Regions from separate parts of the Mus musculus genome. Here regions 2 and 3 are each linked to region 1. A link is a loop called in an ENCODE intact Hi-C map of the cell type or tissue named here. Cell type or tissue: gastrocnemius. All regions are shown on one strand. Each heading gives the region's core, and the rest is flanking DNA. Links, peaks and the distances in the headings are about the cores only.

Region 1 (7,901 bases), core at 1,499-6,498:
TCTCCTTTCAAAACAGAAAGTAACAAGACAGCTAAGACACCTAATGATATCTCTGTAAGACAAACTATGGGAAGGAGGTATGTGGTTTAGAAACAGTGCAATTAAAAAAAGCAAATATCTTATTCCTAATTTCCCCAAAATTCTTAACACAAGCTTGCATCTTCCAATGGAACTTCTATTACTAAGAATTCTCCATTAGAATTAGTTTTGTTTTTAACTTAATTTGCTCTTAAAGACTTATAGTACTTGCTGCACTTAAAATAGGCAAGGGACAGCATAGTTCACAAACTACTGTTTAGACTTCATACTCTGAGAAAAACTGGTTTTGTTGAAATACTTTTCTGATGTTCTACTTAAGCATGCTAAACTGGATAAGGAGCAAAGAAGTTTCCTAAATGTATTTTTGGCTGTACTATGTCTATCACAACAACACTGCCTGTAGCTAGATTTTTCATGAGTATTTATAAAAGTGTGTTTTCTATTTTTACGACTATTTAGAAAATAAGAAGGCTCAAAATTTCAAGCACACTAATAATCTTATCCCAAATCTAACTCTAAATCAACTAAAACTATATCTACATGTTTCCTAGGAAAATTCCCAAAACCTATATATTTTTTTAAAAAGAAGAAGAAAATAACCCATAATGAATGAGCATAAGCATGAAATTTCTATATCTAAACAATTATGGCATCTTGTTGGCTGAATAAGCAATATAGAAAGTAATGAAATATAAAAATTAAAATGTCGAGATATAAGTCTGCTTAAATTCATTAATTCTTAGTAACTAATGTCCACATAGCATTAATGTCCACATACATATACCCAATTTAAATATTAACTATAAAGACAAAACTCCTGTCTACTCTTAAAAGACAGCAGTCAAGTCAAAAAATGAGTATATCAGGCTGGAGAGGTGGCTCGGGAGTTAAAAACAATTTATTTCCAGCACCCATGGCTTATAACCACCCATAATCCAATTCTAAGGAATCCAATACCCTCTTTTGAACTCCAAGGGTACCAGAAACACATGTGGTATACACAGACAGACATGTAAACACACACAAAATAAGCAAACTTTTTAAAGAAAAATTTAATTAAGTCTTTTTTAAAAAGAATTAATGAGTATGTCTTCGTTACTTGGGTTCAACTCTTTCTTTTCTGTTTCCATTTGTCATGACAAATAGCTTAAAACTAAAGAAATCCCTGGGTTGGCCAGGCATAGTGGTGAAATCCCAGCTATCAAGAAGCAAAGAGGATCACGAGTTCAGACTAAGTTCATACGCACTGGAGCCCAGGATAGGTTATACAGCAAGATCTTGTCTGAGAAAGACTAGGAAAAAAATTTAAAAGTCCTATGTTCAGTCTTTGTATCTCAAACTCTGGAACTAAATCATTTATATGAGACAAGAGTTATACTTTGGGTCTGGTTAATTTCAGTGTCTGATGTTTTTCTTGTTGTTTTGTTTTGTTTTGTTTTCTGGCAATACATTTTATAATAAATATCATTAAAATGTTTAAATGTTAAATTAAATGTTTAAAATAATGTTTAAAAGCTGTTATAAACATGCAAAAACTGATTGAAACCTATAAGACATAGGGGCAGGAGAAGAGCTCTGTGCTGGGACTCCCAAAGGCTACCCTATTGTTTGACTTCAATCTCCTGAAGCCCTCATCTCCATACAACTTAAAGAATGGTGGCTGGGGGCTGGAGAGTTCGCTCAACAGTTAAGAGCACATGTTGCTCTTACAAAGGTCCAGGCACCCACATGGCAGTTCACAACCATCTTTAACTCCAGATACAGAGGATGTGATGCCGTCTTCTGACCTCCAGGGGCACCAAGAACACACACATGGTACACATGCATGCAGGCAAGGCACATAAACAATAAATAAATAATAATAAATTATCAAGAATTTTTAAAAAGAAAATGGTAGGCTGAAACAGACTCCCAGTTCTATACCGCCAGTGCAAGAACTTTATACACCTAACTGTTCCTTCCTTCAGAGTCAGTATGCAAATCTGTTAATCTCTCCCATATAATATTTGTACTTGGAACTACAGAATTTCCACTTTTCACTACTCCCCCAGACCTAAGACTTTCAGCCTCACTGCAGTATCTGAGAGTTCAAATAAATATACAGCAATTAAACCATGTCAAGTTTCAGGCAAAGCAAAGTTTTTCAAAAGTCACAAATTCAGAACTAATGAGCTGACAGAAATGAAAACTCTTGTTTCACTTGCTTAATAATACTTTGTAAGTCAATGACAAATATAGTTGGGCTTGGTTCATGTCCATAATCCTAATATGTATTTAGAAGGCTGAGGCAGAAGGCCTGCTATAAGTTTAAGGTCAGTGTGGGCTATATAGTAAGTTCAGGTCAGTCAGAGCTACCATATAAGACTCTGTCTCAAAAAATAAGTAAATAAGGCAAAGACAGCTCAGTGGTTTAAGAGCACTAGATGTTCCTTCAGAGGACCTGGTTTTAATTCTAGGACATACATGGCTGCTAACAACTGTCTGTAACTCCAGTTCCAGGGTATCTGATGCCCTCTTCTGGTCTCCTCTGGCACCAGGCACAGAGGGGGTGCACAGACTTGTGTGGAGATAAAACACATAAAATCAAATAAATCTTTAAAAAATAAATAAATACCCCAACAAAAATAATACAACTTTTCAAATATTTTTTAGAACACCCTAATGATATAAATCATGAGGGAATGATCAAACAAGCAAAAATTCTCAGAACAACACAAACATAATATACAGAACTTCCCATCCAATGTTTTAAAAAGAAGGAAAGAAAGAAAACTGCCATAGGTCTACAGCCATACCTTTTGCACTTGTTTGTATATTTGCTATTTTCCTCAATAATATTGGAGCTTCCTACCTTATTTGCAGCTTCCCAGAGCACAAATTAAGCTTTCCAACATGCTCACAGATAAGCCCTGAACAATCACATCTATTTCTCCCCAGGTGGTTTAGTATATTAAGAGTACATCTTGAACTAATTTAATATGGTCATCAATCTAACTCAAAGTCTTAGCTAGCTTCCCAAGAAGTACATTTTGTAGTAACATATACTATATTAAATTCATCTAGCCTTTCTCCTTTCAACCTCAGTGTCAGTTTCATATAGAGAACACAACTAAGACAATGAATCACAGGCCAATTTCCCTTTCCAGGCAGCTTGTAAACTAGTATTTTCCACGAATAGAATCCACTTCCAATTTGACTACAAACTTCATGTCTGTACCTCCTGATCACGATTACTGGACATTCTACAGAAGTGCAGCGGCTGCCAAATGTAAACACTACTACAAGAAAAGTCTTAAGGTTTTCAGGAAATTGTGTTCTCTGAATTGTGACAGTCAACTATCTACCTCTTCTCATACACAAGAAAATTTAGATGCATTAAAATCATCTAAACTGTCCATTGGAAAAAAAAATGCATGCTTTGACATCTGTTTCCAAACAGCACTAAGCAGGTCAAGCAAGCCCTTACCATTAAAGGTTAGCGGTTCATTTAATTTGCATACCATCGGTTCTGAAAAAACGATCGCCTAAATTCGAGTCTTTTTCTGATATAACCAACTCTGAGAAGTCCAAAAAGAATATATAAGCACCTGAACGAAACTGTCTTGAGACCACAAATGAACTTCTCAGTTCAGCCTTCCTTGCTCCTGGCCACCTCCCCAATGGCCAGTGGCCCCTTTCCACATGCTGACGCACTGCCCAGCCCTGCACCGTTGGCGATCCGAGCAAAGTACCAGCTCGGTCTCAGAAACTTTGACTCAGTTATCAGGACACGGAGGACAACATGCGCGTGGGTGTGGATGAGTGTCTGTCGGGGCCCACGCGGTCAACTTTGAAGCGGGGCATTCCTGGCAGGTAGAGATCTGCCCAAAAAACAGCCTATCCCAGACAGCAAAACCACAAGCATCGCCAGCAGGAACGGAGCAAAGTGCGCGGGGCGGAGGAAAGGGAAGAGCGAGGGAAGGACACGGGATCCAACCGACGCTTTCAAGTGGGTAAGAAAATAAACCTGTCCACACGCCCCCCCGGACTCGGGGTTGCTGGGACTGCGAGCCCAGCAGCAGCCACATCCCGGCCACCGCCGGCGGGGGCGGCGGCAATGTCAGGAGGGCACACTTGGAGGCGGCGGCCGCCCAAGCCACCACCCGGCCCCAGGTGAGGGGCGCCAACCCCGCCTCCCGCCCGGCCGCCCCACCGCGACGAGCCAGCCACACGGAGAACCCGGGTGTCCCGGAGGCGGCCGACGGTGCTGAGCCCGCCGGATGCCTTCCGCCCCGCTCCAGCATCCCGGTCCCGGGCCGGGCCTCGCACCCCGACCCTCTCTGAACCAGCCGGGTCCACCTCAAAACCCCCCGGAGCGCGGCTCCCAGCCGTCAGGCCGCCCTCGAGCCCCCCTCGAAGGCCGCTTTCACCTCACCTCACGTCTCCGCGGCCGTGCCGGAACAACAACTCTGTCAGACGCCCGAGTCCCACCCGCCGCCCAGAGCTCTGCGGCCGGGCCCGTCCCGTTCACTCCGCCGCGGCCGAAGCCCAGGGAGGGCGGAGGGAACGGGGCGGAGGGAGCGGGCTGGGGAGGGGAGAGGACCGCACGGCAGGAAGAGGCGAGGGAGGGGGCGGACTGAGGAGGAGGCGGTCGGCGGGAGCGCGCGCGCCCGGCCCCTCGGCGCGGCGTGCGCGCTCCCGAGGGCGGAGGTGCCTTCTCTGCCTAAGTCGGCGGCGCGCGCGCGCGTCCACAGGCTCGCTTGACTCGGCTTGGCCCCCCCAACCCTGAAAGCGCGGAGTACAAACCTGAGCAGAGGGCAGAGGGCGAGCTAGGAGAGCGGAGGCACGCGAGGACCTCCTCCAGCACGCGTGCTGGTGCCTGGCAATCATCCCCAGCACTGACTGAGTTCTAAGTCCCTTTTGGGGAGATTCTTTCTTAACAAACCTGTTTTACATATTTCCATTCCGTGAGGCCAGTAAGTCACCTCGGAGGACTAACTTTTCCACCGGGACTCTTTGTCCTTTGAAGGTGCTTGGAGGCATCCCCCTTCATTGATTCTTCCAGACTCAGACTACATAGGAAAGCGCTAACCCAACGGTAAAGGCATCCCGGGTCTCACCTTTTAGCCTTTCAGAGAGTAGATTTTGGAGGACAGATAAACTAAAGTATTTACTTTCTGCCACAAATATTGTACTAATTTTTGAACTGTGAATTTTTTCCTTTCTAGATCAAGCAGCCAGAAAAGACCTGTACATTCCTTGAATCTCATAAGAACTTTTTTTCTCAGGTTTATGGCACAAATATGTGTACCCTTAATCTGTGAAATATTTTAGAGATTCTAGAGGGACCTGTTCACCCATTTCTGTGCCTTTCATGATGAATCCTACCTGGCTTATAGAAAGTATCCGTTCAGTAAATATTACTGTTTGAATTGAATGTGTCCAGAGATTGGACCTCTAGAGTAGCTTCTTGAGTTGAAAGTTCTCTTTTCTTATAACACTTCAATTGGTCTGTCATTATTGTCCACCCAGATCCAAAAGCTACCCTGTAACATTTGTCAAAGGACCTTCAAACCCAAGTTTCTTTTCTCCTTTTTCTTAATGTTAATGCCTACAGATGCTGTGTCATAGCAAAAGTGTTCCAACTCATTCGGGTTTCCCCTCCGTGTTAGGTCCTTCCCAGAAGGTATTTTTGTTAAGCTCTGTACCCTGAGTAGACCTCCTAACCAGAACCTGACTCAATGCTTTAAGTTTGATACCTAATAAAGTTAGGATCTAATTAACACAAATCATCTGTTGACTTCCACGTTTGCAGAGTCTCATTGTAAATATACGAGAAGTAGATACTGAGCCAGGCTCTATGAGAAAATCAGCACACGAAAAGGCCATACATAGCATTTGCCTTCAGGTATCTTCTAAACAAAGCGAAGTTATTTGACAAAGGGGACAATGAAGGCTAGGACTTAGCTCACTTTCTCCTGTTTACCAGGAGGCCAGGCCTAAGAAGGGTGTGACTTCACGTGAAAGCCGGACTTCTCACTTCAGTTAACCTAATCTAGATCACCCCTCACAGGCACGCCTGGACGCTTGTCTCCCAGATAATCCTATATCCTGTCAAACTGACAATATTAAACACTGAACACAGCCAGGCACATCTTGTGTGTGGAGGAGAATGAAAAGGAGTTTTTCCTCACACTAGCTGCTGAGATGGGTGGGTTTAGTTAACGAAGCCACCACCTCTACAGTGAAGGAAGCTGACCCGAAGGCGAAGCTGACACATTATGAAAGAGTTCAAAATAAGCCAGAAGTCATCCTCTAGATTTAGTCATTTCCCTGAGTCAAGATGTTTTCTTAGTTACTTAGGATTTTTAAAATGAATTTAGATTTTTATTATTTGCAGTCAAGTCTGAATTTTTCAATACATATTATGGAAGGAAGAATCATATGACTCTCCCACAGATATTGTTTTAATGACATGAATAGATTCTGTACTTGATAAAATTTTAGAAGGTCCTCATAGGGATTTGTCTACTACCCAGAACCCTTCCCAGACTGGGTTATTTATGTAATGTCTGAGAACTCATCACTGCACTTAAAAAATTAGTTTAAATTCTGTGCTTTATTTAAATCAGCTTGCCCTAATAAAAGCACCTAATGACTCTAATGGGTAACCATGTTTATATGCATTTAACATGTGAGGGGTTTTTTATATTTTTGTTTTGTCTTTTGTGTGTGTGTGTGTGTGCGTGTGTGTGTGTGTGTGTGTGTGTGTGTGTTATACTTAAGTATACATTAACCAAACCAAAAGAGGATGCTGAGTATCTTCTGCCATTCTCTATGCTATTCTCTTAAGACAGAGTCTCTCACTGAACCACAGCTCACCGGTTTGGCTAGGCTGTCAGCCAGCAGGCTCTAGCAGACTTCCTGTGTCCATTTCTAACCAGCACTGGGGTTGTAGGCATGCATGGCCACACCTGGTTATTTTTACATGGGTGTTGGGGATCTGAACTTAGGTCTCCATGTTTGCATAGCAAATGTTCTTACCCACACAACCACTCCCTGGCCACTATTATATTGGTTCAGAGTTGTTTTGTTGTTGTTGTTGTTGTTTGTCTGACACTGGAAAGATTAGAAAAATAACCCTGGTAACCTAGGTTGTGGTGGTGCATACCTTTAAGCACTTGGAGGCAGTGGCAGGTGAATCTCTGAGTTCAAGGCCAGTCTGGTCTACTGAGTTCCGGGACAGCCAGGGATACAAGAGAAAGCACACACATACACACACACACACACACACACACACACACACACACACAAAGGGAGGGAGGAAGGAAGAAAGACAGACAGACAGAAGAAAAGAGAAAGAAAAATGGAACTGGCTCCCTAAAGAAAGGAGAAACGAGAGGTAGCAAAACATACAGTGTAGGCAGGAAGACTTTTCTCCTTCCTTCTTATTTAAAGCTGAAAAAATCATTCTAAGCCTATACTAAAGTCATCCTTTCAGACAGAATAAGAACACACTCAACCAGCCAGGTATGGTGGCAAGAAGATCACAAGTTCACGACTAGCCTGGAATACAAAGTGAGTTCCAGGACACCTTGGGCTACAATGTGAGAATCTGTCTCAAGAAAGGAAGGAAGGAAAGAAGGGAGGGAAGAAGGGAGGGAGGGAGGTAAGGAGGGAGGGAGAAAAAGAAGATGAGAAGGAAGACAATGACCACCACTATCAATAATGATAACCACAACACGGTCAACAAGCAATATGTTTATGGAAATCAGAACATGTTCTCAATCATGAGAGAGGCAGGCAGTGTTAACGTTTCTTGAAGACTGACTTATTATTTTTATTACCCAATAAGAAGAAAGATGATAGCTACCAATACCTGA
Region 2 (7,901 bases), core at 1,477-6,476, 110 kb after region 1:
CTCTCCGTTCTGCCTGCCTCCTGAATGCTGTGATTAAAAGCATGTACCACCATACCTGGCTTAGTAATATGTTTTATTTTTTTTATTTATTTATTTATTTTGAGTCAGTGTTTCTCTGTGTATCCCTGCTTATCCCAGAACTGGCTCTGTAGACCAGGCTGACCTTTCAAACTCACAGAGATCCACCTGTCTCTGGCTCCTGACTGCTGAGATTAAAAATGTATACCACTATGGCCCAGCAGGAACAGATTTTTTTTAAAAAAGATGAATTAAGTTTTGATACAGTCTCGCTCTATAGCCCAGGCTTTAAGTGTTACAGCTCTAAGGGGAAGGCCTCCCCAGTGGCAGTACTACAGTTCTGAGGGAAGTTTTCCCTCACAGAGGTGTTGCAGTTCTGAGAGGGAGCGTTTCCCCAATGGAAGTGTTACAGTTCTGCTCTGAGGGGAAAGGTTTCCCCAATACAAGTGTTACAGTCTGAAGGAAAGGTATTCTGGCAGCAGGGAACCAAAGAATACCACACAGTCACACCATACAACAAACCTCACACAAGAGATTTCTTGGGGAAAAAGGCATGTGGGTGGCTGACGCGGCTCTGGCAAGAGGCAGCTGGTAACTGAGCAGGAGACGGGCTTTCTATAGGGGATAGGCTTTCCAGGGATTTCCAGACTGGTGATTGGTGAGATTTCAAGGAGAGCCCAGGGATTGGTGGGATTTTGTGCTTAGGAACTGGTGGAATTTGATAGGTTTTTAAAAGTGGGCTAGGACCTTTCACCCTACGTAGGTGGACTTGAAATTTTAGTCATCTTGCCTCAGCTTCCAAAGTACTGGGACCAAAGACCTATGCCAACATACCTAGCTGTCTTCATCAATACACTTTTTAAATTTAATTTTAAAAGTTTTGATTGACTGACTGATTTGATCCATTCATTTATGAGTCAAGGTCTCACTGGGTAGCCTTGGCTGGCCTGGAGTTCACTAATAGACCAAGATGGCTAACTCACAGAGATACCCTTGCCTCTGCCTCTTGAGTGCTGGACTGACGGTGTGCACCGCCATGGGGTGCTTTAATCTCCAAAGTTTTGAAATTTAAATTATATGCCCATATAAACCCAGCATACCATCTAATTTAATTTTCTAATTCTTAATGTGAAGACCCTAGTAATGTTAAAACTTAGAAAAATTAGGGGGAGAGAGATTGATTTACTAACTAAAATTTACAAAGAGTTATTAATTTCGGGATAAAATTCACACGAAATTCTTTCCCCTTGATAGATTACCACATCTCTTTTAAATAGACTTGGTCTCGGGGGACATATTGTCTTCTGTATCTCACATCTAGTCTAATTGCAGAATTCAAAACCTAAATGACTCCTCCCAGGTTCATTTCATTAGAAACACTTGTTTCTACAGAGCTGTTCTTCCTTTTCCAACAAGTATTTGCTCAGTTATGTAGTTCAAATAAACTTGGAGGAACCTCTGTATTTAGCTTATTGTTAGTTGGAATAGCTAGCAGAGGTATAGCACTATTCCTATTTTAAGGAACTCTCATTAGGTTGTTTGTAATGGAAGCCGGGCTACTTCCTTTCACCTAAACAGAGAGGTTGGCATGTGTGCCTAGCAACAGCAGCTAAAACTTTGTTGTGGAAGGTTCCCTAGGAGTGAGGCGGGAGGAATGGCAGGAGGAACAGACTATCTGTTTGTCCTAGTAGGGGACTGACCCCTGGTTGTTTGAGGAGGGAAAGGCTTTCCAAGAGATAACGTTTAGATTAGTAACACGCTGGCCTAAACTTTAGGGCTGCTGGAAATCAGGTCCTGGCTTACTGCAAGAACCAGGCTCTTATCTGACTAGGGTATGTTCCCAACTGTTCAGCAGATGACTAAACTGAAGGAGAATAGTACAGAACCTTCTATGTGTTTACTTTTACATAAGAATAATTAGGTTTTATTTAACAAATTAGGCATAGTTAACAACTAGTGATAAATAGAACAATTATAACAACATATTATAAAAATTCATTGAAAACTCATGAATTATTTCTGGAATTTTTCACTGAATATTTTTGGTTTACAGTTGTCCAGAGCTAACTCAAATCATAGAAATTTCAGATAAGTGGGGACAGCTGTATTTAGTAGTTTAAGAGATTACAGATTTAGCTCACTCCAAAGCAGCAAACACAATCAATAAAGGCATGAATAAGTCTAAAAATAAGCTGAAATCTCACCACCATGAAGTTATAATCACTACAAAAAAACCTCTTCCAAGTTCAGGAAAATGTGTGATATTTCAGCTGTGTGAGCTGGATATGCTGTCTTACACCTATAAGCCTAAAGTTAAGAGGCAGAAGGATTTGCAGGGCAGGCAGTGGTGACACAGGCCTTTAATCCCAGCACTTGGAAGGCTGAGGCAGGCAGATAAATCTGAGTTCAAGACCAGCCTGGCCTACAGAGTGAATTCCAGGACAGCCAGAGCTACACAGAGAAACCAAGAAAATAAAAAAATTAAAAATGAGGTGAGAGACGAGCCCGTGAACGTGCTCCAGGCCACCCTGGTCTCAAAGCAAGAGCCTGTCTCAAGAACCAAAGCCTGGCCAGGTATGGCTAGGTGGCCATACCTATAATCTGAGCTCTCAGGGAGCAGAGGTTCAGAACTTCCAGGTCAGTCCAGGCTCCAGGATTTTCTGTTCCGGGAATAAAACAAACCCAGCCAAACCAAAACAACAACAAACAAACAATCAAACACCCACGGGGAAAAAAAAGAAACCAAAACAAAGCCCAAACAAGCCCAACAGCCACCCAGTAATTGTTTCTTGTGAGATGTGGAAGTAATTTGTTTGTTTGTTTTAAATCGATGTTGGTGAGTTTACAGTGAAGAAAGGACAGTCTGGGCATGGGGCCCATGCCTTTAATTCCTTCACTTGGAAGACAGAGACAGATGGAACTCTTGTGAGTTCAAAGCCAGCCTGGTCTACAGAAGAATTTCTAGGATAGCCAAGGGTATATAATAGAGAGACCCTGTCTCAAAAACAGAACAAAAAAAAAAAAAAAAAAAAAAAAAGAAAGGACAGAACAACAAATTCTCTGCTTTCACAGACAAAGCAGGAAGCAGAAGGAGAGCGGGGAGCATTTTATGGTGTTGACTTGAGGACAGTTTTAATGTGAAAATTAGAATATAAATTTAATACTATATAGTATTAGAATTCCGTTTCTTTCGGTTCTCCAGAATTTGGCTAAACCGAATTATGTCGAAGATGTGTGCACACACACCCCACAACACAGGGTACTGGAAAGGGGTGGGATGCAAAACAGATACAAGAGGAAGAGTCCAGAGCTTAAGAGAAACGCCATCATACACACACACACAGACACAGACACACACACACAGACACACACACAGACACACACACACAGACACACACACACACACACACACACACACACACACACACACACACACACACACAAGCGCGAGTGAGGCTGGGGAGAGGTAGCATATAAGAAAAAAGATGCTAGAGTCGAGGAAGAGTCCAGACCTCAGAAAGTGACAAGCTCAGAGGCAGCGCGAGACTCCATAGGAGTGAGCTTACGGGAACCGCCTGGCCTCTTGCCTGCCAGCACCAAAGGCACTGTGGCCACAGGCCAGGCGGGTGGCCCGGGAGGAGGTGGGACAAGTTTCTCCACTCGGGGCGCGACAGCGCTCGAGACACGGGCGGGGCGCGTCGCCCGCTCCCGACAGGGCGTTGGGGCCGGTGACTCAGAGCTTTCCTCCCGGCCCCGCCCTCAGACGACCACGCCCCACCTCGTTAGCCACGCCCCGCCCCGTTGGCCACGCCCCATGAGGAGGAGCCTCGCCTTCATCTCCGCCCCAGTCTCGGGGCGGGCCGGAGTCTGAGGAAGAGGAAGGGGACGAGGACAACGAGCGACGGGCGGCGGAGGACGCGGAGGAGGAAGGGGAGGCCGACCAACAAGATGGCCCCTGCTGCAGGAGCAGCCTCAGCAGCAGCAGGTGGGGGGCTGGAGGCGGCGCTGGCGGTGGCGGCTACGGCCGTGGTCCGGCGGCCTGGGACAGAGTCAGAGTCGATGGTGGCAGCGGCGGCGGCGGCGGCTGCCGCGACGGTGGCGACGGCCGCAGGGACTCGGAGCTGAGAGGAGCTGCTGCTCGGACCAGAGCGGTGAGCAAGTGGCGGTCGGCAGTGTGGGGAGCGGGGCGGCCGCGGCCGAGAACAATAGGCAGCGACTGCGGGGATGGGGCTGTCCTCACCCGCCCTGCGCTCGGGACCGGCCCCAGGGCTTGTCAGTGGCCGGCGTCCTTTAGGCCTCAGGCCTCCGCGTGCCTCCCGGAGGGCCTGCCGGGGTAGGTAGGCCGAGGGGCGGTGCGGACGCCGCCCTGGACGCCGGGAAGGCTGGGGAGGCTGGGGCGGGAGCGGGGGGTTGGGGGGGTCCGAGGCTGACTGGTTCCGAGGTCCCTCGGAGGACAGCGGGCGGGCGGTGAGTTTGCTCGCAGGAAATGTTGTTTGGACCCCTGTCTGTGCGGTGGGGGAGGGAGTAGGCGCCTGTAAACAGCCGCCGCTCCTGCCTAGCTGCCAGGCGTGGCTGCTCCCTCCCCAGCCCCCTTCCTCCCTTGGCCAAGTGGGTTTTAGGGTGTCGGTTTCCCAGGAGTTCCTGGAGATAAACCCTATTGGCCAAGACGAAACCATGTGCAGGTGCCTTTTTCAAAAAGACTATAAGTGTACAACAACAAAAACACACAAAATGTGGTTGTTGGTAAAGGATGGAGTAGTAAGGGGTGGACCTTTCCTAACAAGGTTCTAAACATCAGGTCTCTGTAAACACCACGGTACTCACATCCCAGGTCCGAGGGAGCTAGCCGAAACAAGGGCTCTTTTTGAAGCAGCAATAATGTAACTCTTGACATCCCAGAATAGTCCGTGAAACTGGAAACAAAGCCACTTATTGGCAGCACGGAGACAGATTGTTAAGGTTTGAGCGGAACTTTTCTAACTAGCCATTTTGAATTGTGTACAGCAGAGGCGATATCATTAACCTCTTTGGTATCTGCTGGAAGCACTTAGGACAGAGAAGTGGTTCATCTGTCTCCCTTAGGAGTTCATGTGTCTGTCTCATATTCTAATCATTTTTTTTCCAGTTTGTCCCAAAATTTGGAGAAGATTCTTTTTTCTCTGTTTGAAATTTCATATTTAAAGCCTACTTTCTAAGATTTCCAATACTTTTAGCCTGCCGTTATGCTTGCCTGTGAATCCTAGCACTCAGGAGGCTGAGGCAGAGTATCCTGATTTGACAAGACTTGTATCAAAAAACTAATTCAGCCAACAAAATGCCAGACAATAGAAACTTTTACTGATAGTTTTCAAAAAACAAAAACCAGTTGTGGTTCTGTTTTAAGTGGCTAGGCTTAGGATGAGACACCTCATTTTATGTTAGTATGCTATACTGCAATAATATCTTTATACTTAAAAGTTAGCTATTTCTCCTAAATGTAATTTTTCTAGGCATTTACCACATACATTTTCAAATGGAGGGGGAAGAGGTAAATTTTATTCCATTTTCTACGTGGGTATGCAGAAAAATTATTAAAAAGCTTGAAAGCATTCAAGAAGACTGCTTAATATTCACTTTCAGGATCTATCTAGGGGTCTTTGTGTTTCTTCCTTTCCTTTTATTGTTTTGGAGACGTGGTCTTGATGTAGCCCAGGTTGGGCAGGAATTAACAGTCTTCCTGTCTTAGCATCCTGAATGTTGGGCTGAGTTAATATTAAAAGGAAGGTTGACTTGTACAAAGAAGATATTGCTTGATAGCTTTTGCCAATTTCTAGGGTAATTTCCTAATGAAAATCTATCTCTGACTGTTAAAAGTATTGTTCAGTAATATGAAATTTAATTAGCAGTACTAGTTTCTAATTCTATTGAGGAGTTGATAGTGAATAATTATATAAAACATAAAGTGAGTATAGTAGTATCATAGATTAATATCTGCAAACTTATTTTATGCCTAGTATAATATTGTATCCCTAGTATAATATTGTCATGGATGCTTTGATCTTTTGAATCATGGAGAGACAATTTTTATATTATATATCTCCTGCTAATTTGACTTTGGGGAGGGGAGATGGCCAAGAATTTCAGAACACTTTGTTTTTTGTTTTTGAAGAACTCAGATTGGTAAGTTTTCTTTTCCTAGTGAATTTTATTAGATACAAAGAATCATGTGTATTGTAATGATACTGAAATTCATTGTGTGGCCTAAACATATTAGAAAAAGTACAAACTAATTTATGAGTTTGTAAATTTTAAGTTATAAAAAAAACCTTCATTACTTCATCAATGACTTGTTAATCTAATTTTTCAAAAAACAAAAGCCTTCAACTAAGAAACGAGGGAGAAATGGCTCATGTCAGTGGGTAAGAGTGCTTGCTAAGTAGATATAAAGACTTAAGCTCGAATTCCCAGCACTCCTGTAAAAAAAAAAAAAAAAGGCAAAACAAAACAGGGGGTGTGTCTGTGCCAGGGCTACATAGAGAAACCCTGTCTCGAAAAACCAAAAAAAATAAAGTAAAAATTACAGGGTTAAGGAGTATATATATGGCTATGGTAAAGTGCTTGCCTAGCATTCGTGAGGGCCTGGGTTCTATCCCTAGCACATAAACCATTATCATCATCAACAAAAAAACCAAAGCTGTGGCTAGTGACTCTTAGTACTGTAGAAGTAAAAGCAGGAGGATCACTGCAAGTTTGATGCTAATTTGGGATACAGAGTAAATTCCAGATGAGTCTAGACTAGAATGAGGCCCTGCCTCAAGGAAACAAACAAACAAAATATGTATGTATGCATGTGTGTCTGTGTATAGTGTCTGAGAGCATATTCTTAAAACTGTTTATCTACTCCTTCTCCTCCTGTTGCATTAGTGGTTGCATTGTTATCCTTACTTCACATATACAGAATATAGAGTTAGAAACAGCTAAGTCAATAGCAAAAAGATCACATACTTAGTAGATAAGAGTGTACTCATACCTACATCTTCTGATACAAAGTAGCTGCTTTACAGCTACTACGTGTATCATTATTAAACCTAGAAGCATCATTCTGTATTGACAGTTTTCTTTTCCTGCTGTGAATGTTTTATAGCATTGTACTTGACCCCTATTTCTGTTACTTGTACAATGCCAAATACTTATATGGTCAAGAAGGTATAAATCTGAATCCTTAAAAAAATGCTTTTTTTGTTTGTTTGCTTTTTAAAGCAGGTTCAAATGCAATGACATATGAACATTCATACTTTTTATCTTCAGTTTTTTATTTTATGTATATGAGTTTATGTGTGTACACCATTCTGATCCTGCAGAAGTCAGAAAAGTCTGTCAGATCCTCCAGATGGTTGTGAGCCACCATAAGGGTCCTGGGAACCAGACTTAGGTTCTCTGCAAGAGCAACAGGTGCTTCAACCCCTAGAAATTGATACTTTTAGCAAGACAGATTTTTGGCATTGCTACAGTTTGCTATCTAATTACTAAATTGTACCTTTGAATTACTTCATGAAAAATTAAAACTAACTTTTTAATAATATTTAATGTTGTTAAAGCTAGGTCATATGATACTTGAGCTTCTTCATGATAAGTCTCCCCACCCCCCTTTATGCTATAGATAATTTAGAACTCTGCCATGTCTTCAAGAACTTAGGGGCTTAATATGGAATTTGATGGGATCTAATTAGTCTATTTTTCATATATCTTTAAAGGGGTCAGTCTCTCACAAAGTGAAGAATAAACTGTTAAGTGATCCCTGTCTGGTGTCTGTCTCAGGTCAGGATGTTCCTTGGCAGGGTTTTCTGACCTGGTTTAGCTTTGGCTCTGGCTATATTTATGCTCAGGGGTTAGATATTCTTCAG
Region 3 (7,901 bases), core at 1,477-6,476, 140 kb after region 1:
CCCAATAGCAGCATACATGCCTTTTGTTTAAATATTGGTTTCTAATACAATATTTAATAACAGGAAGCAGAACTCTTGGGAGGGATGGTCAATTCAAGGGCTAAGACAGCAAGTCCTTAAAATGAGCATGGAGTGTCTTGTGCAAGTATTCTAACAAAGTGGGACTATGTCAAAAGCATACCAGAGCTGGTTGAAAGAGCTCCCGGTGGCCAGAGCTAGAAGGGTTTGAGCAAAATAAATGGGTATGTTACTGAATTATAACAGTAGGAAAAGAAGTCAAAGACTTTATGTAGATAAAATGGAAATGGAAAACACAAAGATACAGCTATAGTTTTTAAGTTTTCATAGTTCTATTTTATTTCTTGCGCCTCTGATTTTATTTTATTTAGGAAATTTAAAGTCATTGTCCTAGAGCCCATTATGTTTATGCCAGTCTTTGAACCCAGGTTTCTTCTAAGTTTGAGTCAGTTTGCATAGTCTATAGAGAAAGAAAGGCAAAGAGCACTGTTTTACCTGAGGGGAGTCATTACTTACTGATTTTTTTCCTTTCTTAGCTTTTAAAAGGTTTTATTTTTACTGGATATTGTGGTATGTGCCTTTATTAACAGCACTGGGTAGAAGACAGGCAGACATTTCTTGAATTCAGGCCAGCAGTGTTACAATAGTGAGATCTTGTCTCCAAAAGAAAGAAGAAAAAAAAGGGCATTTTTTTTAAATGTAACTGTGTACCCCATGTGTCCAGGTACCCTTGGAAGCCAGAAGAGGGTATTGGATCCCCTGAAATCACAGTTAAAGGCAGTTGTGAGCTACCTGATATGGGTGCAGGGGAATTGAGCTTGTGTCTTCCAGAAGAGCAGCAAGTGCTCTTAACTGCTGAGCTGTCTCCCTAACCCTTAAGAAGTTATTAAATACATCTTAATGTATTTGGGAAGTGGATGCCCATGTAACCACCATTTTGATATAACTACAACTGTTATCTAAAGCAGAGATAAGGACTGCATAGCATGTTCACAAGTACAGTGGTGTTTGAAAAAAAAAGGGGAGGAAGCAGGAAATAAAACATGGTAAGAGATGATAAAGAAGAAGGATGAAGAAGAGGAGGAAGAAGAAAAGAAGGAGGAGAAGGAAGAAGAGGAGGAAGAGGAGGAGGAAGAAGAAGAAGAACAACAACAACAGTTTTTTCCCAACTGCATGTGCACAATTCAGGCATGATAAAGACTTAAGGAACAGCCATAACCAATAGAATTCTGAAATTAAATTTTAAATCATGTATTTTAAATTTAAAAAGGAAAGAAAACTAATCATACAAGAAGGAAGAATAAATTAGAGACTCTTCAGGTTTTCTGTAAGTGTAAAATTACACCCCCCACGACCACCACCACTACCACCAGTGTGATTTTTCAATTAACTACTGCTGTGTTAAATTCTGGAGTTGTGGTTTTTACCTGTGTGATAATGTGGTGAATAATTCTTGTGGGTTTTTTGTTTTGTTTTGAGTGTGTTTTCTTTTTGATTACACCTCTCTTCTTACTATTATATTTTTGTTTGTTTATTGAATGATTGTTGGGGAGGGGAGCACATAGAGGACAGAGACAAAGAATCACTTTCTCTTTCCACCATGTGGGTCCTGGAAATTGTGCTCAGGTCAGACTTGGTGGGTGGCAAGCACTTTCACCCTTTGGCCCGTCTCGATGGCCGTCTCAGATTATATCTCTTAACTTTATCACTGAAAGTGATATCATCTGAAAAATATTTAATCTCTGGCTTCACCACCTGCTCATTTAAGTACCACGTGTGCTCATTTCTATGACTGAAGAGCAGTTTTGATGGATAACCTACACCAAATACACATATTTATGTTAGAGAAATCCAGCAAATGCTTTCGCAGTCAGGTGAACTGGATCAATGTGACCAGAAGTAAGTCATATTGATAGGGAATCTTTAGCATGCTACGATGAAAAGGGTATTTTTTCTCTCTCTGGACTTACTGCCAAACATATCTAACTCCAGTCTCCTTGTGAGAAAAATGAGATCCCATCAAAAGTCAGTATACAACACGTATCCCCAGTAGTCTTTAAAACCTCCAATCATCAAAACCCAAAAGGAACCTTATAAAGAGTGACACACAATCAAGTATTCTGGATGAGCTGCTGGAACACGGGAAGGCTGTTAGGCAAAAGTAAGGCATTCTGAGTAAAATCAGAGTTTTTAACTATAATGCGCTAAATTACTATAGCCAGATTGGCATATTAATATCAAAGAGAACGTTATAATGAGAATGAGGTGTGGGATAGTAGGAGTTCTCTGAACTGTCTTTGTCATTTTCTGTAAATTTAAAATGCTTCTGTGAAACTGCTTTTGTTTTGTTTGTTTGTTTGGTTGGTTTGGTTTGTTTTTAACCAGGAAAAAAATGATTAATCCTACCGCTAATCAGGAAAATAGAGATTTAGATAACAGCAGGGTTTGTTTTTGTTTCTGTTTCTGTTTTTTTTGTTTTGTTTTGGTTTTGTTTGTTTGTTTTTGATCTTCCCACAAACCAGTGTCTGAATGGTGGTCCCATGTGGTCATGCAGGGCTCTTGCATGTGCTAGGGAGGGTGCAATCTGTCAGGCTCTGGAAAATGCGTACAACCCTGTAGCTATAGTGGCTGCACTTACAGGTTATCAAACCAGATAGTTTTAACACATACATACAGGGGGCACCTGCAGAGGAATATCACTACAGTCTCTAAAAGCAACAAGTTAAAAATAGCCTAAACATCAGAACTGATTCACTGTGTTGTCTATACCAGAGAGTTATTAGACATTTACAGATATCACCACAAATCTATTGCAAAAACAAAGTTTTTTTTTTTTTTTTTTTTTTTTGGTTTTTCGAGACAGGACTTTTCTGTGTAGCCTTGGCTGTCCTGGAACTCACTCTGTAGACCAGGTTGGCCTCGAACTCAGAAATCCGCCTGCCTCTGCCTCCCAAGTGCTGGGATTAAAGGCGTGCGCCACCACCACCCGGCAAAGATTTTTTTTCTTAAAACAGGATCTTATGTATCCTAAGCCGGTCTCAAACTCACTGTGTAACTGGCCTTGAACTCCTGATCCTCTTGGTTATGGGTTTGTGCCACCATGCCTGGCTTATGTGGTGCTAAGGATTAAATCTGTGTCTTTGTGCATATGAAGAAAATACTCTTATCAATTGAGCCATCCCAGCCCTCAGATCAGTTTTAATAGCCAATGACAGTTTGGGAGGCAGAGTCTGTATGTTTGAGGTCAGCGTGGTCTACATAGTTCCAGAACAACCAGAATTACATAGTGAAACTTGTCTCAAAAACAAAACAAACAACTAAAAATTCCAGTAACAAAGTCTAGCATCCCAGTAATTTCTGTAAATTAGCACACACGATTGGATATTCAAGGATATGTTACTATGTGTACAGAAAATAGGAAGAATCCAGGGGAACTCACAATATCACCTCCAGAAGGCACTTAGCAAGAAACACAGACAAATGACATCCTTTCTTCCAAACTGTCTTAAGTTCATACTGATAGTGTTTTCATTAGCGCCTCCCACAGGGCATTGTGGTTGAGAACATTTCTTAGGCTTCAACCTTTTATAAAAATATCTTCCCAGGTGTAAATGTTGTAACTCAAACTACTCAATCTTGAGTTTACCTTTATATTTGAATAATACATTTGGCTCTGAAAACACAGGTTTTCCTTAGAAAATACTGATTTGGATGACAATTTGAGGGTCTATTGGCTGTTCTATTTCTATGTTCAAGCTCCCTCTAGTGGCCCAAAGTAACCCCTACCCCTTAAATTATTAAATTCCTTTCTCCTACTTGGTACCGCACACAACACGCACACACAAGCTTCTTGAAAAGCAAAGGCTTGCAAGCAGTCCATTAAGTTTTACAGATTAGGACTGGAGAGTTCTTGCTGCTGAACTGATTTCCCAGCTCCCACACCAGGCAGCTCTTTTTCACAGTCACCAGTAATTCCAGCTACAAAGGGCCCAGTGCCCTCATCTGGCATGCATACTCACATGCAGTCACATACACGAAAGGAAAAACAAAATTTAAGTCTTTAAAAAAATTAACTTATTCATTTCAGTGTGTAATGCTTGTTTGTTCTTTAGCTTTAAATGTTTAAATTACATACAGTTTAATCCAAGATACTTAGCTTTGGTATTGTGTACAATATCAAGTGTTTTTAGCTTTGCTTTTGCCAATTGCATGCCTCAGTTTGAGTAGTCTGCATTCTATTTCATCGGTGATTCTAACCTATTCATCCTGTATGCCATCTCTGAGATTGGGTTGGGTTGTCAAAGGATTAAGTGCATCTACCCCTAGCCTATCTTAAAACATTTCTCTTTTCCTTTTTTGGGGAATGGGGTAGGGTATTGTTTTGAGACAGGGTTTCTCTGCATAGTCTTGGCTGTCCTGGAACTCACTCTGTAGATCAGGCTGGCCTTAAACTCAGAGATTCTACTGCCTTTGCCTCCCAGCTGCTGGGTTAAAGTTGTGTGGTACCACTCCCCAGTTCAAACATTTCTTATATACATACACACTTTTATTATTAGTTAAACAGGGCTGGAGAGATGGCTTGGTGGCTAAGAGAACTTGCTACTTCTGCAGAGGACCCAGAGTTCTGAGTGCTCATATAAGTCACTTAAAACCTTCTACAGCCGGGCCGTGGTGGAGCACGCCTTTAATCCCAGCATTTGGGAGGCAGAGACAGGCAGATTTCTGAGTTCGAGGCCTGCCTGGTCTACAGAGTGAGTTCCAGGACAGCCGGGGCTATACAGAGAAACCCTGTCTCAAAAAACAAAACAAACAAAAAACAAAAACAAAACAAAACAAAAAAAACTCTTCTACAACTGTATTTCCTAGAGATCCAACACCAGCGTCTTGCTTCCTTGGACACTAGGCATGCTAATAGTGCACTTTCTATGCATGGAGGCAAAACACTCATACAGATAAAATAAATCAGTGTTGGAGAGATGGCTCTTTAAATTTTTAAGCATATATGTAAGTGCCTCCAAATTCTAGAAGAGGGTGTGCAGTAACGTGCCCCCCACCCCCCCGTGCGCGCACTAGCCTCCTGCACACAGTTTACATGCTTAGTATTAGCTGTTAATTTTTTTAAACATGTATTTTATTTATATGAGTACACTGTAGCTGTCTTCAGATACACCAGAAGATGGCATCAGATCCCATCTGATGGGATGGTTGTGAGCCACCATGTGGTTGCTGGGAATTCAGGACCTCTCTCTGGAAGAGTAGTCAGTGCTCTTAACTACTAAGCCATCGCTTCAGCCCCCAGCTGTTAAATTTTTATTCGTTAACAGTCTTTCAGAAGATGGGGTTGGGGTGGGGGTGTATATTGAGTGGATGAGAACAGAATAAGTTCTTTGCATTGACTCTGAACCAGATAGGAAGTAGCAAATTAAATGTACAAGATATTGACAATATTACTATTAATAACACAAAATGTAAAAGTTCTGGACTAGATAATCACAAGTCTAATGGGGAACTGTTTAAGAACTAGAAAATATTTTTTTGTGACATAAAGTTGAAAATGCTGAGCCTTTGGTTCTTTAGAATCATAGTTGAGTGAGCGGCAGGTATGACAAATGTGTGGCTCCTACCTTCAACTAGACTTGTCCTGTGACCTAAACAGGAAAGCCCAGAAATAGTGCAGGGAGCCTTGGCCACCAAGGGCAGAAGCACATCAAACTCCCACAGATAGAACAGAGAAAGCCTTTCCATGAAACATGACTCTTTTCTAACTCCACTCGTGACTAGCCTAAAATTTGGTTTCTTGTTTATATACCTCTGGCTGTTGCCACAATTCCATAACAACTTTTTTCTTAACTATTGTTTGCTCCTGCCAGCTTTGGTGGCACACATGCCTTTAGTCCTAGCACTATGTGAATTTATGACAGAACAACCTTAGTCTTCTAGGAAGTTGAAATATAAACCAGAGTGAGGTGGCAGGAGGGAGCAAATGGCAGAAAGAGGGATGTTGAGGGAAGGGAAAGCAGATTGTTTTGTGTATGTTTGAGATAGGGTCTATGTAGCCTTGGTTGCCCTGGAATTTACTATGTAGACTAGACTGGCCTTGAACTCAGATGTCTGCCTACTTCTGCCTCCTGAGTGTGCTGGGATTAAAGCTATATGCCACCACACTGACTGAGAGAGAATATAAGAGAAAATATTTTAAATATTTTCACCACAAAGTATCTGAAATGAAAATTTTCTTAATTAGCCTAGTTTAACTATTGCAAATTATAAGCTTATATCATCAGGGAGTCACATTGTACTTAATAAACATTTATGGCCAACACTCAAACATTTCAGTGTGCTCGCATCGGCAGCACATATACTAAAACATTTCATTAATTTTGAAAAATCTACATTGAGGCACTACTTTGTACCCAATGCCATGGTTCTATAAGAAAGGGAAAGCGGGGCATGGTGGCATACACCTGTAATCCAACCACGTGAAAGGCTGAGGCTCAAGGATCCTTGTGAGTTCCCAAGTTGTTTAGACCCTACCTCAAAATAAAAAAGTGGGTGATATGTGGTAAGTATATTAAATGGTATGTAAGCAGGTTACCTGTTGGAGCCCACATAAGTACCATGAGTTATATTCAAATAATGAAATCATAATTAGCAATTAAAATAAATGAAATATTGAGGACTAAGAAAGTAGCTCAGCTGGTCAAGCATTTTCCTTACATGCATGGAATCTTTAATCCCCAGAATCCAGATAGAAGTGGGTATGGAAGCTAGAGATATGACCCCATGATTAAAAGCACTAACTGATCTCCCTGAAAACCCAAGTTTGAGTCCCAGCACCCACATGGCAGCTCACAACCTTCTGTAACTTACATGTGTGGTACACAGACATGTGCAGGCAAAACACCAATTCATATCAAATAAATATTACAAAGAGATATGTGTTGGCACACTTACATTGTCAAGGCTGAGGATCCCTGGGATCTCCAAGATCCTAGGCTAGCCAGCCTAGCCTACTTGGCAAGTTCTAGGCCAGTGAAAACCCTTTCTCTAGGTATGTGAGAAACAACCACTGAAATTTTCCTCTAGTTTCTGTACATACTCACCAAAAAGAAAGTGGGTACATACCACACTTTTAATCCCTATACTTCAAATGGGTCTGGCATAAGTTCCAAGTCAGCCAGGGCTGCACAGTTGAGCGAGACCCTGTCTCGGGGTAATAAAGGGATAAGGTTCTTTTTGGGGGGAGGGGGCAGAGTGATGAAGAAAATTTTCAATTTAGTTGCTATAGTTATTCAACTGTAAATTTACTAATACTGTAGATCATTGAATTATATATGCAATCTAGTTAATTATATAGTATTTGAATTCTTTTAATAAGGCTTTTATGGAAATAATAATGGATAATATATGCAAGTAAAAGTTTGAAAACATTTAGCAAATTTAGTAGTTTTAATGTTGTAAGCACCTATACTATAAGTGGGTAAGTTGTACTCAGCAAAATGTTTAATATAAATAAGTGGAACATTCAAATATTTCTTTTGTTCTCCAGATCCCTGAGCAACAGCCCATTACTTTGTGTAGTGGGGTTGAAGATACAAAGCATTATGAGGAAGCCAAGAAATGTGTAGAAGAATTAGCATTGTACCTGAAGCCACTCAGCAGTGCGAGAGGTAAATGTAGTTATAAAACCCATGCTAAACAAGTAGCTGTTTGCTAATTTGTTTTTTGAGACAGGATTTCACTATGTAGCCCTGGTTGGCCCAGAACTCTATGTAGACCAGGCTGGCCTCATTCACAGAGATCTACCTGCCTCTACTTTCAAGTGCTAGAATTAAAGGTGTGCCCCATTCATACTTGGCTGAATACCTGTTATAGATACTTGT

Evidence for each region. Hi-C counts contacts between places; a loop is a spot of excess contacts. Peaks named below come from ENCODE experiments on the same cell type or tissue, not always from the same donor. Only the 100,000 strongest peaks of a DNase experiment are listed, where the experiment ranks them.
Region 2: it touches region 1 in a loop (3-fold over the local background); 11 of 42 quality-filtered maps call a loop at or near these places.
Region 3: a loop joins it to region 1, with 5 times the contacts of the local background. A loop is called at or near these places in 5 of 42 quality-filtered maps.

The regions. Positions count from the first base shown.
Region 1 is chr1:160,788,283-160,796,183 of GRCm38, forward strand. It overlaps Rabgap1l (RAB GTPase activating protein 1-like), which reads right to left and starts at 4,656. Exons shown (of 21, transcript NM_013862.5): 1 at 4,454-4,656. It overlaps Gm37083 (a long non-coding RNA gene), which reads left to right and starts at 3,613. Exons shown (of 3, transcript XR_003948752.1): 1 at 3,613-4,031. In gastrocnemius, for the core only: no CTCF peak of the experiment used is centred there; DNase peaks (open chromatin) are centred at 3,773 and 4,683; H3K4me3 peaks cover 2,020 bases; H3K27ac peaks cover 2,124 bases.
Region 2 is chr1:160,902,531-160,910,431 of GRCm38, forward strand. Rc3h1 (RING CCCH (C3H) domains 1) reads left to right here and starts at 3,881. Exons shown (of 20, transcript NM_001024952.2): 1 at 3,881-4,169. In gastrocnemius, for the core only: a CTCF peak has its summit at 3,681; DNase peaks (open chromatin) are centred at 2,865, 3,800, 4,278 and 4,490; H3K4me3 peaks cover 3,338 bases; H3K27ac peaks cover 3,681 bases.
Region 3 is chr1:160,930,545-160,938,445 of GRCm38, forward strand. It overlaps Rc3h1 (RING CCCH (C3H) domains 1), which reads left to right. Exons shown (of 20, transcript NM_001024952.2): 3 at 7,568-7,688. Among named protein-coding and RNA genes, the nearest start is that of Rc3h1, 28 kb to the left of the region's middle. In gastrocnemius, for the core only: CTCF peaks have their summits at 3,779 (motif pointing left) and 5,221 (motif pointing right); a DNase peak (open chromatin) is centred at 5,196; H3K27ac peaks cover 1,230 bases.